Linked DNA regions of Homo sapiens: region 2 is linked to region 1. A link is a loop called in an ENCODE intact Hi-C map of the cell type or tissue named here. Cell type or tissue: CD14-positive monocyte. All regions are shown on one strand. Links, peaks and the distances in the headings refer to the core of each region. The heading gives the core; the rest is flanking DNA.

The links. A loop is a pair of places that touch in the nucleus more often than their neighbours do. Peaks named below come from ENCODE experiments on the same cell type or tissue, not always from the same donor. Only the 100,000 strongest peaks of a DNase experiment are listed, where the experiment ranks them.
Region 2: it touches region 1 in a loop (4-fold over the local background); 4 of 110 quality-filtered maps call a loop at or near these places.

What each region holds. Positions count from the first base shown.
Region 1 is chr15:69,663,418-69,670,415 of GRCh38, reverse strand. The region is part of intron 1 of PCAT29 (prostate cancer associated transcript 29); the gene reads right to left. Among named protein-coding and RNA genes, the nearest start is that of PCAT29, 75 kb to the right of the region's middle. RefSeq lists enhancers at 1,352-1,431, 3,940-3,989, 4,020-4,069, 3,510-4,124, 4,741-5,356. In CD14-positive monocyte, for the core only: no CTCF peak of the experiment used is centred there; DNase peaks (open chromatin) are centred at 2,225, 2,885, 3,325 and 3,785; H3K4me3 peaks cover 2,067 bases; H3K27ac peaks cover 2,500 bases.
Region 2 is chr15:69,607,051-69,614,048 of GRCh38, reverse strand. All of the region lies in intron 1 of PCAT29 (prostate cancer associated transcript 29), which reads right to left. Among named protein-coding and RNA genes, the nearest start is that of PCAT29, 18 kb to the right of the region's middle. In CD14-positive monocyte, for the core only: no CTCF peak of the experiment used is centred there; DNase peaks (open chromatin) are centred at 3,568 and 4,638; H3K4me3 peaks cover 1,559 bases; H3K27ac peaks cover 2,433 bases.

The sequences.
Region 1 (6,998 bases), core at 2,127-4,626:
TGTGCTGACCCTTTGCCGAGGTCAAGCCCAGGTCAGCTGCGTGGGGTGCAAGCAGGGACATGATCTCTATGATTGATGAGCTTACAGCCAAATTGCAGACACAAGAAAGCACTCAGGAAACGATTCTAGAGGAGGAGAATGTGGGGCTGAATAAGGGAGAAAAGCGCATTGAACTTGGGAGTCAGACAGACATGGGTTGGGACCTGAGCCCTCTGAACCTCAGTTTCCTCACCTGTAAAATGAGCATCATCCTGAGTCCTGCTCAAGGTGGTCCCTAGGCGCCCATGAGTGCTGGCAAATACTCAGCGTGCCATGAGCATTGTACGAATGTTTCCTTGCTTCTTTCTTAGCATTATTTTTCTATTCCTTAAAATAAGCATAGTAAGACTTTGGAGAAGGAAGGACTCCATGTGGCCTGGAATCGTCAGGACAGGTTTCCTAGAGGAGCTGGGACCTGGGCCTCCACTGGACTTGCTGCGTCTGATCTCAAGCAGAGCTGAAGGTGTCATTATTTGCCAAGTACGCCATTGTTCTGAGATTCAGTTTCCTCATTTGTAAATGGAGATAAGCATAACTAATTTACCAACAGATCACACACACAGAGCTGTCCAGCAGGATGGAAGGAAGCGAGGAACCCAGAGATTTGGGTCCAGTCAGAGTTCTGCCACTATGGTGTTACCCTAGGCAGGTCACGTTTTGTCTCTATGATTTTGTCTCCTCATCTGTGAAATGGGAATTTTTTATTTTGAAGTCACTAGGTGAGTCACTTCACCTCCCTAGAAGTTGCTTCCTCATTGGTAAAATGCCTGGTTGTAGCTCTCCACGTTTTTTTCTCTTGGGTTTAAAGCCCCTGTGGCTTGGATTCTAAGCTAGGGCCCACCCTGTCCCCATACCCTCTCCACCCACCATGCCAGCCAAGACAATACACCCTTGGGGAACCATGTTCAGGTCCAGAGAGAGAACAGAAATGCTTCTGGGCCATATCCTCTTTCCAGATGGCCTTTAAGAGAAACAAGAGGCACAGGTAACAAGGAGGAAGAAACTGACCTTGAAAACACTATGAAACATAAGCCAAACTCTCCCAGATAGCTGCTGGCAGGGTCCCCCCACCCCGGCCCCCATCAGCTACAGAGGCACTTCAGAGCACTTCCTGTCTCATTTGGGGCAGGGCTGGCCAGGATGCTCGTGCAGCCCAACCCCAGCCTGGGTAGGGTGCTCTGACCACAGGCCGGTCACATGTAAGGGCAAGCAGAGGACTATTTTTGATCAGTGGTTAGGAGCCAGTGGCAGGTGACAAAACATGGTGAGCGTGAGCAGCCACAAGTGGGCCCTGGGCTCCTGGGCATGGAACTCTCCCCACTCTTGGCTTCCCACTTCCTGGGGTGCATTTCTCTCTTACAGCCCCACCCCACACCACCACCCTCACTCAGTGGCAAACTAAACACTGTCCCTCCTAGCCAGACAGGGGTCTACACCTGGGACACCGTCAGTGGGGTGTTAGGGTTAGGTTGTTTGCCAAGTTCAGGATTGGGACACTCAGCTTTGAGCACCTCCTGCTATATGGAGGGCTCCTCAGAAGGGGAGGTCTGGAGACTTACGGCCTAATTTCCCTAGTCTCTAGAACAGAGCTCCACTTCCTAGGGAGCTTTCTCCAGTGCCCTCCCCACCATTTCCTCCAATATCACCTTCTTCTCAGGAGGAGGGGAAAAGGCCACAGGAGGAAGTAGAGGAGGGTGGGCAGGAGCCAGCTGGGGGATCAAGAGGGATCAGATGAGCACAGAGCCAGCTGATGGGGCTGCACACACCAGCCTCACCCTCTTTCTGCCTCTTCCCTCCTCCTCCTTTCTTCCCCTCATAGACGATAACTGAGCAGCTGCCATGTGCCAGCCCTGTCTGAGTTCCTGCGTATGCACATCTGCCTCACACTCAGACTCTGCACTCTGGCCTGCTCTCCTGCTGAGGCAGAGGGACCCTGTGGCGAGGGAGAGCAGAAAGAGCTCCTCAGCCTATGAAACTGGCCACTACCACAATTTTAGAAATGTGGTCACTGAGGGCCTGAAAAAAAGCCTTGCCCAAAGGCAATCCTCTTGGGACCAAGGCTCCTGCCTGCTGAGGCTGACGAGGTCCTGGCCAGGCAGCACAAATTCCATGCAGGGATGTCCCTGGGGCCCCTGCTGTGCACCCAGCACTGTGTTGGACTGTGGGGACACGGGGTGAGTCAGGCCTGATCTGGGGATGGGGACACAAACACACACAGAGCCAACTCACTCCTTGGTGCCTGAGGAGAAGCCCTGGCGCTGGAGGCACTTAAGAAATGCCCAGTGACCTTTCACACCACAGAGGGCACAAGCCCCCTGAGGTCCAGGGTACCATTGGCTTGCTCTGCCCTGTACCTGCATGTCAACATGGAGCCAGGAGCTGACCTCTGTTTTTGAATCATTAGCTCCTGAGTTGAGGGAATGTGGAGGAAGTGTCTGGGGGTGGGAGTCCAGACACTCATTCAGCGGCTGAGTGGCCCCTGTTCCACTTGGCAGCCCTAACTGCCCCCTCCCCAGCTTCCCCCTTTCCCAGCACCCTCCCACCAGCACCGTCCTGGGCTCCTGTTACTCAGGGTTCAAAAGACCGGAACACGAGCGATGGAATGTCAGGACAGGAGGGCAGAAGAGGGATTCAGGATAGACTAGGTCCTGCAGGGCCCCCACCCCCACCATGTGGCAGCCCAAGGGTATTGACAAGCCTTATGGTGAGCATCCCAGTGCTGAGGTCCAGAGAGGTACAGTGCCTTGCCCAAAGTCACACAGCAAGAAGGGACAGCAGTAGGCCCAGAGCCCCAGTCTCTGCTCTCATCTCAGACTCCACCCACTCTTGCACGCAGGTGGCTTCCCCAGCTGGTTCCACACGCTGGGTGGATGTCCAGGCCTAGCGTTCCTACAGCTCAGAGAGTGCCTGGTCGGCGGGGGGGGGGGGGGGGCGGGAATGGGAGGGTGCAGAGGGGGAACAGGAGAAAACAGAAAGTGCCAGTGATTCACATTTCAAAATGTCGTGTTATTCCAGGCGCTTTCTCGCTTTGCCACCACCTTCATCCACCCCCCACTTGCCATCTTGAGAACCGGCTGCAGGGTGGCTGGGGCGGGGGGAGGAGGAGGCTGAGACCATCATCTAAGGAAGCTGTGTTTCCACCCTGCCCACTGAGAAGCCCGAGGGTGAATGAGCAGTCGGATGAGCACCGAGCTGGGAACCAAGGGGCCTGGGTGCCAGCCCTGGCTTTGGAATTGGTTGTTGTGAGACCCTGAGCAAGTCCCTAGGCCTCTCTCTACTTCCTTTACATACTTCCCCAGCACGTAAAATGGGGAAGTGGGAAGAGTTTGTGGCTCCCACGACTAGTTGCATATCAAAGCAAAACAAAACAGATTCTTGGACTGCATCCCCAGAGATTCTGATTCTATATGTTAGAGATGAGGCCTGGGAGTCTAATTTTAAAGCATACCCCTAAACCCCACCCAACCTGGTGATTCAGTGCAACCAGTCTACCGAGGCGCGGTTAGAGAGTTCCTGGCTATATGCTTCCACGCGGTTTCCAATCATCTCCAGGACTTATTGACCTCCTCCAAAATGCCCTCCTGGATTTACCCAGCCCTCCCTGCCACGTCTAACCCTCCTCACTTCTGGCCTTGCATCCCTGCCCATACTCTCCTACAGCTCCTTAAAAGCATTTAGTCATTTGTGCCTGTGTGTGCACGTGTGTGTGTGTGTGTGTGTGTGTGTGTTCTACGTGAGCTACATGAGCAAGACGAACCTCCCACACAGCACAGAGGAAGTTGCTCAGCACTGGAGCCAGCTAGCCCCACATTTGGAACTGGACTCTGCTGTGCAAAGTTGGGTGACCCTAGGGAAGAGCCCCAGCCTCCCTGGGCCTCCGTTTCCACATCCCTTAGAGGGCCTAGCCAGACCCTGCCTCACAGGGCCACACACGAGACTCCACTAAGGTGGTGTACAAAGACTTGCGGTGGGGCCTGGGGAGGGGTGTCAGTGGCCAGGAAAGCAAGCCGGGTGAATGGTGGACCCTCCCAGAGGGATGTGTGCTACCCTGGGAGGTCTGGACTCCTTCCTCCCAGTGTGTGCCTTTAGGCAGATGGCTGCCAGCGTAGGTCCTCAATAAAGAATGGGTCCACCCCAGTATCATTCGAGGTCCCCACAGGAAACAGAATTCCCCCCAGGTGGCTCAAATGAAGAGACACAGATGGAGGGGCTTGTGACTGAGTTAGGCAGGGTTAAGGAAATCCAAAAGGGATGGGGAGACTCCTGGACTAGAACAGCTGACAGCTGTCCGCAGCCCGCATCTACAGGGCAGGGCAGGATGTCATGGCCAGAGACCAGCAGGAGTGGGGGCCGTGGAGGAGGGGCCGCCCCACAGGAGCGCAGTCACAGAGGGAGGCAGCTCTTCCGAGACACACGTCCCAGAGGGAGAAGCAGAGGAGAAATAGCCCAGCCCCTCTCTCCTCCCACTGTTGCTTCTCATTCTGGTATCTCCCGCTGGCCAAGCCCAGGCAGTGGTCAGAGGCATGGGCAGCCCTTAGAGGTCCCCTCCTGGGGCACAGAGCAGAGCAGAGAAGCAGAGACAGTTTGCTGGCAGGTTGCTGGGAATAGCAGGGCAAACAAACAAGCAGCTCCTCGGGCAGCCTCTGCTGTCTGGGCATGGGAGGTGGGGCCTGGCTTATCAACCAGAAGACAGGTTTGAGCCTCACCACTGCCACAGACACAAAGGGCGACATCAGGAAGTCGCTTCTCTCCAGGTCTCTGTTTCCTCATCCTTAAACCATAAGGGTTAAACTCTGTCCCGAGCCACCTCTTCCAGGCCTGACCTGCACTTCTCCTCACCTGCCTTTTCAAGAGAGGAGAGAGCCCTGCTGGACAGGAAAATGGGCTTGGAGAGGAGGGAAGCGTAGCAAATGGAAAATTAATTCTGGGCGGTAAAGAGCAGAGGCTGTTGTTTGTGATGTATAACTTACTCTTTGTGTCAAACTGTGTACTGTGTATATCAGTGGGATGGCAAGAAAACCGAGATCTATTACTTAGAGTTTAATCTGTTCTCCGTGTTGGAGAAGAGAGAGGGAGGGGGAAAGAAGACTACAACTTTAATCACAGGCCCGACTCAATGTGTCAAGCTGCTCTCGGGTGTGTTAGTAAAATGATGTCGGATCACAGGCTTCCCAGACAGCGCTGCACGCTGCGGCTTTATCTGCCGAGCTGTAAATTAGCACACCTACTTTACGCTCTTCAGGTAAAACCAGTAATTTAGCTGAAAAATACACACACGCACACATGCACACAGAGCATGTTGGGGAGGGCTCAGGAGAGGGGGCTGCCCCCCTTGAGCAAGAAATAGCTAAAAATGAGCAAACCGGGATGAAAATGACACCACGGCTGCGCCTCCTGTCATTAGCGCCTGGGCTCCTGGTGCCAGCCCCACAGCCAGCCCACCTTCCTTTCTACCTGCCTCAGTGCCTCCCCTACCCCTACCACCCCTTTTTGCCATGAACCGTAAATTACATGCTGACACCTTTAATTTGTGCAAAGTATGCCTGGCTGCGCCTGGCACCAGCAGCCGGCTGCTATAATAAGGTCAATCTATATTCATTGTCGCAGCACTTGATGTGCCAGATAACACAGGGAGGCAGCGCGGTGGTGGCTTCTCCGGGCTGGGGGGTGAGGTGGGGGTGCTCACTGCCTCTCATCGCGGCCTGGCACCAGTTGGCTCATCACTTATGCATGGCATGAGCAATGTTATGATTTAGCTAATCACCATCAGTTATTCATCCGATGGCTGCCTAGAGACGACAGTAGCACACGCCTGCCTGCCCAAGCCAGAGAGGGAGGCCCCTGTCCACTCGATGCCACAGAAAGACCACCCAGGGGGTCTGACTGTCCTTTCTGGGGAGTGGCCCCAGAAAGGGAATAGCCCAGGATTATAGACTCCTGGGCTTGAGGAGGAGAAGCTGCTGAGGGTGCCCTGTGGGCAGGCAGGGTCACTGATGTGATGTTTCTGGATCCTAGGGCCCAGCCAGGAATGGGCATCTCACTGATATGTCACACGGCAGGAGCCCAGGCTTTGAAGTCACAGAGTTCTGGGTTCTAATCCCCACTCTTCCACTTCCAAGTCGTGAGAGCTTAGTCAAGTCACTTAACCTTTCTGGGCTGCAGTTTGTCAACAGCATAACAGGGAAACAACTCCATTCCTGGCAGGAAGAGTGTACAGATGCAAAATATGGAATGCGTCTGACATAGTAGGCACTCAGTCAATGGCAGCTGCCAGTATCACAGCCCTAGGGCATCTATCACATGCTTGATTGAGTGAATGTCTGCTTTCAGTGGGGAATACAGATTCAAAAGGCTCATAAGGAATGGGGCTGGGACCAACAGGTGAGCCCATTTGACACAATACCCCCTGGCATGAGGTTATGTTGAGACAGGTCTCAGCTTCTGACGTGTTTGAGTAAGAGGAGACCAAGAAGCATCGAATCCATGGCTGAGGAAGGCCAGAGGCAGGCACGAACCAAGTTCTCAGCCTTCAGCAGGCTGGAGGCAAAAAATGAAGCTTAGTGGCCCCAGCTTATAGAGCTGAAGGGACTTGGAGATTGTTCAGCACAGCCCTTCATGCTAGAGATTGGGCAACAGAGGCAGAGAGGGTATTGGCTGGTCCAAGGTGGTCCAGCCAGTAAGGGGCAGGGCTGGAGTCCTGGCCTGGGCTTCTGACTTCATAGCTCTTCCTGCTGCTCTACAAGACAGGCCCAAAGAGGGGCAGAGGGCCATCAGACTTTGAGGGGATGCCCTTGGGATTATCTGAGTCTTCTCTCTTCCTGGATGCCCAGTCAGGAGTGCACAACATATGCTCCTAGCTCTGTCCACAGCCCTGTAGGCAGTGGGAGGGATGGGTCAAACCCTCAGCCTTCAGTGGGTCCTCAGCTTCCTTAGCTGCACAATGGACGCAAGAGCATCTG
Region 2 (6,998 bases), core at 2,589-5,088, 57 kb after region 1:
GGTGAAAAAATCTGACTATATTTTCCAAATTAAAAAAAAGAGAGACTGCTTTGGCTAAAATTTTGCCAAGATACCATAATAATGAAAAGATTTTTGCATCATCTACATCATCTGCCTCCACCTGTTGATTTGCTGAGTATCAGGACAGCAGTACTTTGAGCTTCAGCAGATTTTTTTTTTAAAGAAGGATTTTATATATTCCTTACCTTTTTTTCATGGATAATTGATAATGTTGATTACCTAAATAGGCCTAAGATTTCAGGGTTAAATACAACTGCTGATTTGATTGCATTTTTTTCCACCATCCTAATTAATTCATGTGGATGAAAAGTCCGCTGTGAAGAACGCACAGGAGGTGAAAACGAAAGATTCCAGGGATCCATTGGAAGCACTACCAATTAACTTACTGTTCTGTGAAAATCATTAACACGTGAAACTGACAAAATTAAAGCATCCATACATTTGCCAAGGGAGTATACAATGACACAGCATGTCTCCAAGTTTTTCCGTAGAATGTTATCTGTTAATTTTATTTTTGACAATTCCTGCCCCTGTATCTTCAGCAAAACGTTTTTTCTCCAAATTAAAACCAATTAAAAACTATTTAAGGAACACTCTGTGACAACAATGTTTAACAGAATTAACACCACTCGCTGCAGAAACAAGGCAGCAGAAGTTGCGAAACTTATCGGTGATTTTGCTAATGCCAAATCACAACGGGGACATTTTAAGTTTTCTTCTAATTTTCAAATTTGTCTGTGTTGCCTGCATAGTTTTTGGTGCTGACATGTTTTACAGTATAAGTTTTGAAGTTTGTTTAAATAGTTTTTTGTGTGTTATATCATGAAAGAATGATATTTGGTAATGAATATGGTTTTCTATTTTATTGTGTACGGGAAGGCACTACATAAAGGTTGAACCCATTATTGTGGAGTACACCACTGTATCAAGAAGAATCTAAGATAGTTACACTGTATTTGTGCAGTGAGTAGCAACACTAAGGAATTACAGTTCTTCTGAAGGGCAAAGGGGAGAAACAAAATGTTCCATCTTTGCTATGCACTGTGCCATGCATTTTACTACATTCATTGTTTATTTTCATCTTTCCAACAACTCTGAAAGGCAAGAATGTGCCTATTTTTTTTTTTTTTTTTTTTTGAAATGGAGTCTCCCTCTGTTGCCAAGGCTGGAGTGCAATGGCGCGATCTTAGCTCACTGCAACCTCCGCCTCCTGGGTTCAAGCAATTCTCCTGCCTCAGCCTCCCGAGTAGCTGGGATTACAGCTGCGCACCACCATGCCTGGCTAATTTTTGTATTTTTAGTAGTAGAGACGGGGTTTCACCATGTTGGTCAGGCTGGTCTAAAACTCCTGACCTTATGATCCGCCTGCCTCAGCCTCCCAAAGTGCTGAGATTACAGGCGTGAGCCACCGCGCTCAGCCAAGAATGTGCCTTTTTACAGGTGAAGGGATTTTAATTTGGGAGATTAAGTAACTTGCTTAAGGTCAAATGACATGGAAAGATTCTGATCCAGGTCTATCTGGCTCTAAAACCCTCATAAGAACAAAAAAGGCTCCCATGAACCCAAGACTGTAAGATGTTGTCTGCCTGCCTTAATGACTGGCTGGAATGGTGGAGCTGGGGGTCACAAGGCAATCTTAGGCTTCTGACGTGATCTGAAGGCATATTTAGCATCAGTACAATCCCTTGGCACTGCTCCAAGAGCTGCCCCATTTGAGCTGAGGGCACTCACAACATTACCTCTATAATTAGGCCTGCCAGATAGGTGCTCAAAGGGCCACCTGGGGAAGGGCAAAGACTTAAATGTGAGTCTCAGCTCTGCCATTTATAGCTCTTGGGCTAGGCACTTAAACCTGCTGCACCTGAAAAGCACATTTAGGAAAAAAAAACTGGGTGATGGGGGCGGGAAATAATCTATCAAACATTAAAAGGCTGTCTGGAGGAATCACTTAAATGACCTGCGGAAAAAAATCTTTGGAAAGTAGCATATATACAGGTTCTTCTGCAGGCTATGAGCCTGCAGTGAAGGGGCACTGGCCCAGGTTCAGGATGCTGCCTTAGGTCTTTGTTGCTCAAAGTGTGGCCCACAGACCAGCAGCATCGGTATCACCTGGGAACTCATCAGAAATTGAGGCTATTGGGCCTTAGCCCAGACTTCTGATTCAGAATCTGCATTTTGACAAGATTCAAGTGTACACATTCAGTTGGAAAAGCACTGCCATAGGCCTCTCAGTCTGGCTTTCCAGGTCTCAAACTCCAGGGCATTTAAATAAGAAGGTTAGCTTCATTCACTTCTCAATTATTCTTATTTCAAAAATAGAATTGAAAAGGCTCTTGAAGACATCCAATCCAGGAATGGTGAATACCCGCAAGGGTGCAGCCATCCTTCCCAGAGACTAGAGCAGACATTGCTAATCAATCAGGAAACTCTTCCATGGTGCTCAAAAGCAGCTGCACCATCCCCTCCACAATGCAGTCCAGAAAGCCTGATGGCTCTTCCATAATTACCATGGGTATGAAACCTATTTACCACCCCTGACCCCCGCTATGTGGCCTAATCCCTTCTTTATTCATAGGTCGACCTTATCTCCAGTTTAAGCCCATTTTCCCAACATGCTATCCAATTTAACATTCACCCCTTCAAAAGTGTTCAACAAATTATATGGTTACACTGCTTAAACAGAAACTGAGTGTTTCCAAAATTAAATGACGTCCCCAAAGATGGAGAATCCTATTCCTCTGGCTCAACTCTCATCTTCATGTCACCTCTCTGTTCCACCACCCACTTCAACATTTTAGACCAAGGGAGGGAAGACTTTAAACCTCACAAAGAAGTTTAGAACATTACCCTGGTGCTCCTGAAATCCAAGGTAGAAAGACAACGGAAGTTTTTTAAAATGCTCTGAGACCTCGAACCACACTCCCATGTCCCCTGGCCACCCAGCCTTGTCACCTGCTTGGAGCTGGAGCTGGCATCTTCATGACCAGGAAACGGTGGCATGCTGAACCTGCCTCCCCCAGGCTCTTCATTCAGTGTCCCAGCCGCCTGCCTCAAATGCTACAGGCAAAGCACTCTGAAATAGGGTGATATTCTCAATTTAATTTTTGTTCACATGTAATAGGAGATCGATACCCTCACTAAGCTGCTGTGCCCATCAGCCAGTAGGAAGCAGCCTATGTTTTTGGAAGGCAAATCGTTAAGAACTAGAATACAGTATAGGCATGTACACCGGCTGCATCCAATTTCAAGTGAAAATTAATGGCAAATTCTTGTAACCACATTAAGAGCCATTGTCGTTCATTTGAAATCAGTTAAACATGAAAACAATATGAAAACCTTCTTGAGTTCATGGAACATAAATATTTGTCTGTATTTTTTGCCAGTGCCCCAGAGAGACCAGGAGATGCTGGCAGATCAGTGTTCTAAAAACATGCTCATGAAGGGGGAAAAATAAGGAACCTGACTCTTGTTGGGTTGAACTACTTGTCAACTTTTCCATTTCCTCAGTCAAAAGATAATTAAACAGTAAGCAGATGTCAGAATCTAATTGATGCAAGGAAAGATTGCTCAATGTCTTATGGTGCTTTGTCATTGTTATGTACTGTCTGCAAATAGCCCCTTGGCTGGTACAAGTAGCAGAAAGTCAACCAGTTAGCTTCTCTTCCCATGGAGGCAGAGGCTCTCCCAACAAACATACCTGTGTTCAGTCACTCTGGGTGTCAAGAAGCACATAAGAAAGTTTCTGGGACAATGTCTTAGGCATATTAGAACAGAGAGAAGCTGTGGCTTTTCAGAAGAGTGGGGAGAGGGGAAAAGGAGAAAGAGAGAGATAGAGAGGATGGGGGAGATGGAGGTGAAGAAGGGAAAGGTTGAGAGATGAGAGAGAAAAAGAATAGGAAAAGACTCAGAAAAAGGAACGGTTGGCAGAGGGAGAGAGTCCCAATATGGTAAAATCAAAACGGCATGGTCTTCAGAGTCAAGCCTACTGCTTGGTCATCCCTTTCCAGCTGTGGGAACTTAGACCATGTATTTGACTTCCCTGAGTGCATTCTTTCCACTGACCATTGGATATCATATTCCCTGCCCGGGCCTTCCCACGGCTTGATCTGAGATGTAAGGAGTCATAAGTATCAGAGTCTGAACATTGCAAAAAACTGCACAACTGCTTCAATTTTTAAAAAAAAGAGTAGAAGGAAATCGGGTGAAAGAGAATTAAAACAAAGTTGGGTGCCAGGACAGTGGCTCACATCTGTAATCCCAACACTTTGGGAGACTGAGGTGGGCAGATCACCTGAGGTCAGGAGTTGGAGACCAGCCTGGCCAACATGGTGAAACCCTGTCTCTACTAAAATTAGCCGGGAGTGGTCATGGGCGCCTGTAATCCCAGCTACTCAGGAGGCTGAGGCAGGAGAACCACTTGAACCCGGGAGGTAGAGGTTGCAGTGAGCCGAGATTGCGCCACTGCACTCCAGCCCAAGCAACAGAGTGAGACTCCATCTCAAAAAGTAATAATAATAATAAATACAGTGGGGTGTGGGAGAGCTGTCTCTCTGTTATGCTCCCTTATGGGGAACCCACAGCAGTGCTGCTTGGAGTTCAGTGTGACTCAGAGATGAGTGAAAGAGCTCTTTCAGATTCTACTGTAGATTCCTCCCCTTAAAACACACACACACACTCTCTCTCTCTCTCTCTCTCTCTCTCTCTGCTCTCCGTGGGAGAGCATTCAAATGGTGTCCAGGAACCGAGGTGGACAACAGACTTGAAAAACAACTGCCAGCTGGGCACAGTGGCTCACGCCTGTAATCTCAGCACTTTGGGAGGCTGAGGCGGGTGGATCACCTGAGGTCAGAAGTTTGAGACCAGCCCTAGCAACACAGTGAGACCTCGTCTCTACAAAAAAAAAAAAAAAAAAATTTAAAGATATTAGCAAGGTATGGTGGTACGTGCCTGTAGTCCCAGCCGCTTGAGAGGTTAAAATGGGAGGATTGCTTGAGCCTGGGAGGTCAAGGCTGCAGTGAGCTGTGATTGCACCACTGCATTCCAGCCTAGGAAATAGAGTGAGATGCTGTCTCAAAAAAAAAAAAAAAGAAAAAAAAGAAAACAAACAAACAAACAACTGCCGTGCTATGTCCATAATGTCAATCCACATACCACTGGGTAAAATCATCGTCCATGGCTTCCCCCTTCAGGATGCACCTCTTCCGTGGAGGGCTGTCAGCCACCACTTGCAAACAGACTCCCGTCAGGCCATCTCACCAGTTACCAAACAGCCAGCATGGCCAGTAAGACTAAAACTCAGATTCTTATTGTGTAACTTATTAGATGCTCTGTTCCAAAGAAACAATTGACTAATGAACTGGGGGGTTCACACTTCGTCCCGTCTCATCTCTGACACTACCTTACTGTGTGGTCTCAGATCAGCGCGAACACCCTCTGGGCTTCCACTTTCCTATATGGGAAATGATGTGGAACAGCTTGAATCTAAGAATCTTTCTACTTGTGACATTCAAAGTCTTCACAATTTACCCATCTGATATCTAAGGTAAAAGCTAGAATCCCCTTCCTCTTTACATCCCTCCAGATTCCTTTCCACACTCCTTCACTCCTCTACCCACACAGGAAGGCTGACCTGCAGAGACTTTTTTTTTTTTTTTTGAGTTGGAGTCTCGCTGTCACCCAGGCTGGAGTACAATGGTGTGATCTTGGCTCACTGCAACCTCTGCCTCTCAGGTTCAAGCAATTCTCCTATCTCAGCTTCCCGAGTAGCTGGGACTACAGGCACCTGCCACCACGCCTGGCTAATTTTTGTATTTTTACGAGCGACGGGGTTTCACCATATTGGCCAGGCTAGTCTCAAACTCCTGACCTTGTGATCCGCCTGCCTTGGCCTCCCAAAGTGCTGGGATTACAGGCATGAGCCACCACACCCGGCCCCTGCAGAGACTTTCTAAGGGGCTCCCTTGCGCTCTGGCTTCCAATTGGTCTCAATTAAGGGGTGCTCATTCTCCTGACTCACCGGAGAGCTCTCCCCAAGCTGACTACATCTCTGTGGAAGGTCACAGCCCTGTGGTCTTCTCTGCAGGCCTTCCTCCTTCCAGGTTTTGTTAACAGTTTCCTCCCCTCGCTTCTTCAGGCCTAGAAGTGGTAATAGCTCTCCTGCTACTGGGAGTACCTGTTGGTGGTAATAGCCCTGGGTACTGTCCCTTGTGGTTCTCCCACTCCCTGCCCACACCTAGGTAAGTAGTCACAAGAGGGCCTCTGTGTGGTAACATGGAATCAGGGGGCAAATGAAAGGAGGGATCAAGGAAGACATCCAAGGAGAGGAGGCCTTTGCAAGGTTGGCCTCAAACCTGTTTGGAAGAACAGGAAGAAGTTTATACAGGCAACAAAGGGGGATAGCATTTTAACCAAGAGAATGGTGTGGATGCAGCCAGGAGGCCAGGCATTCTGGGAAAGGAGAGTAGACCTGACTGTCTGGAGGGAAGACCTTGGGTAGAGAAGGAATGAGGGGCATGGTTGGAAAAGCAAATGAAGGCCAGATGGTAGCAACCTCGAACGTGAGACGAAAGCCTGGGACTTCATTCTACAGGCAATGGAAGACTCTGGATGGTTCTTGAGCAACGGAATGGCCCAATCACACTGAGCTATTTTAGGAATGTTAAGCTGGTGGTGGAGAGCAGATTGTAGTGTTACCAACTGGGTAGCCCTACGCAAAGGGAACAAAGGAGGATGCCAAAAGTGACTCACTCATCCGCCATTGCTCCTGAGCAGTGGGGCAGAGGCGGTACAGACGTTCCCCCCCAAGCAACTCTCATGCTTATGCCAGCCTCAAAAGAGCAGAGCGGGAAGTGCATGGCATCCTGAAGATGTAAGGGAAAACACATTCTTGGAAGAGATCTCCTCTCAAAGCCATCCACCCACAGCCCCCAGAATAAGGGGTAGGCAATCTGTTTCTCCTGGCATCTGATTCAAAATGC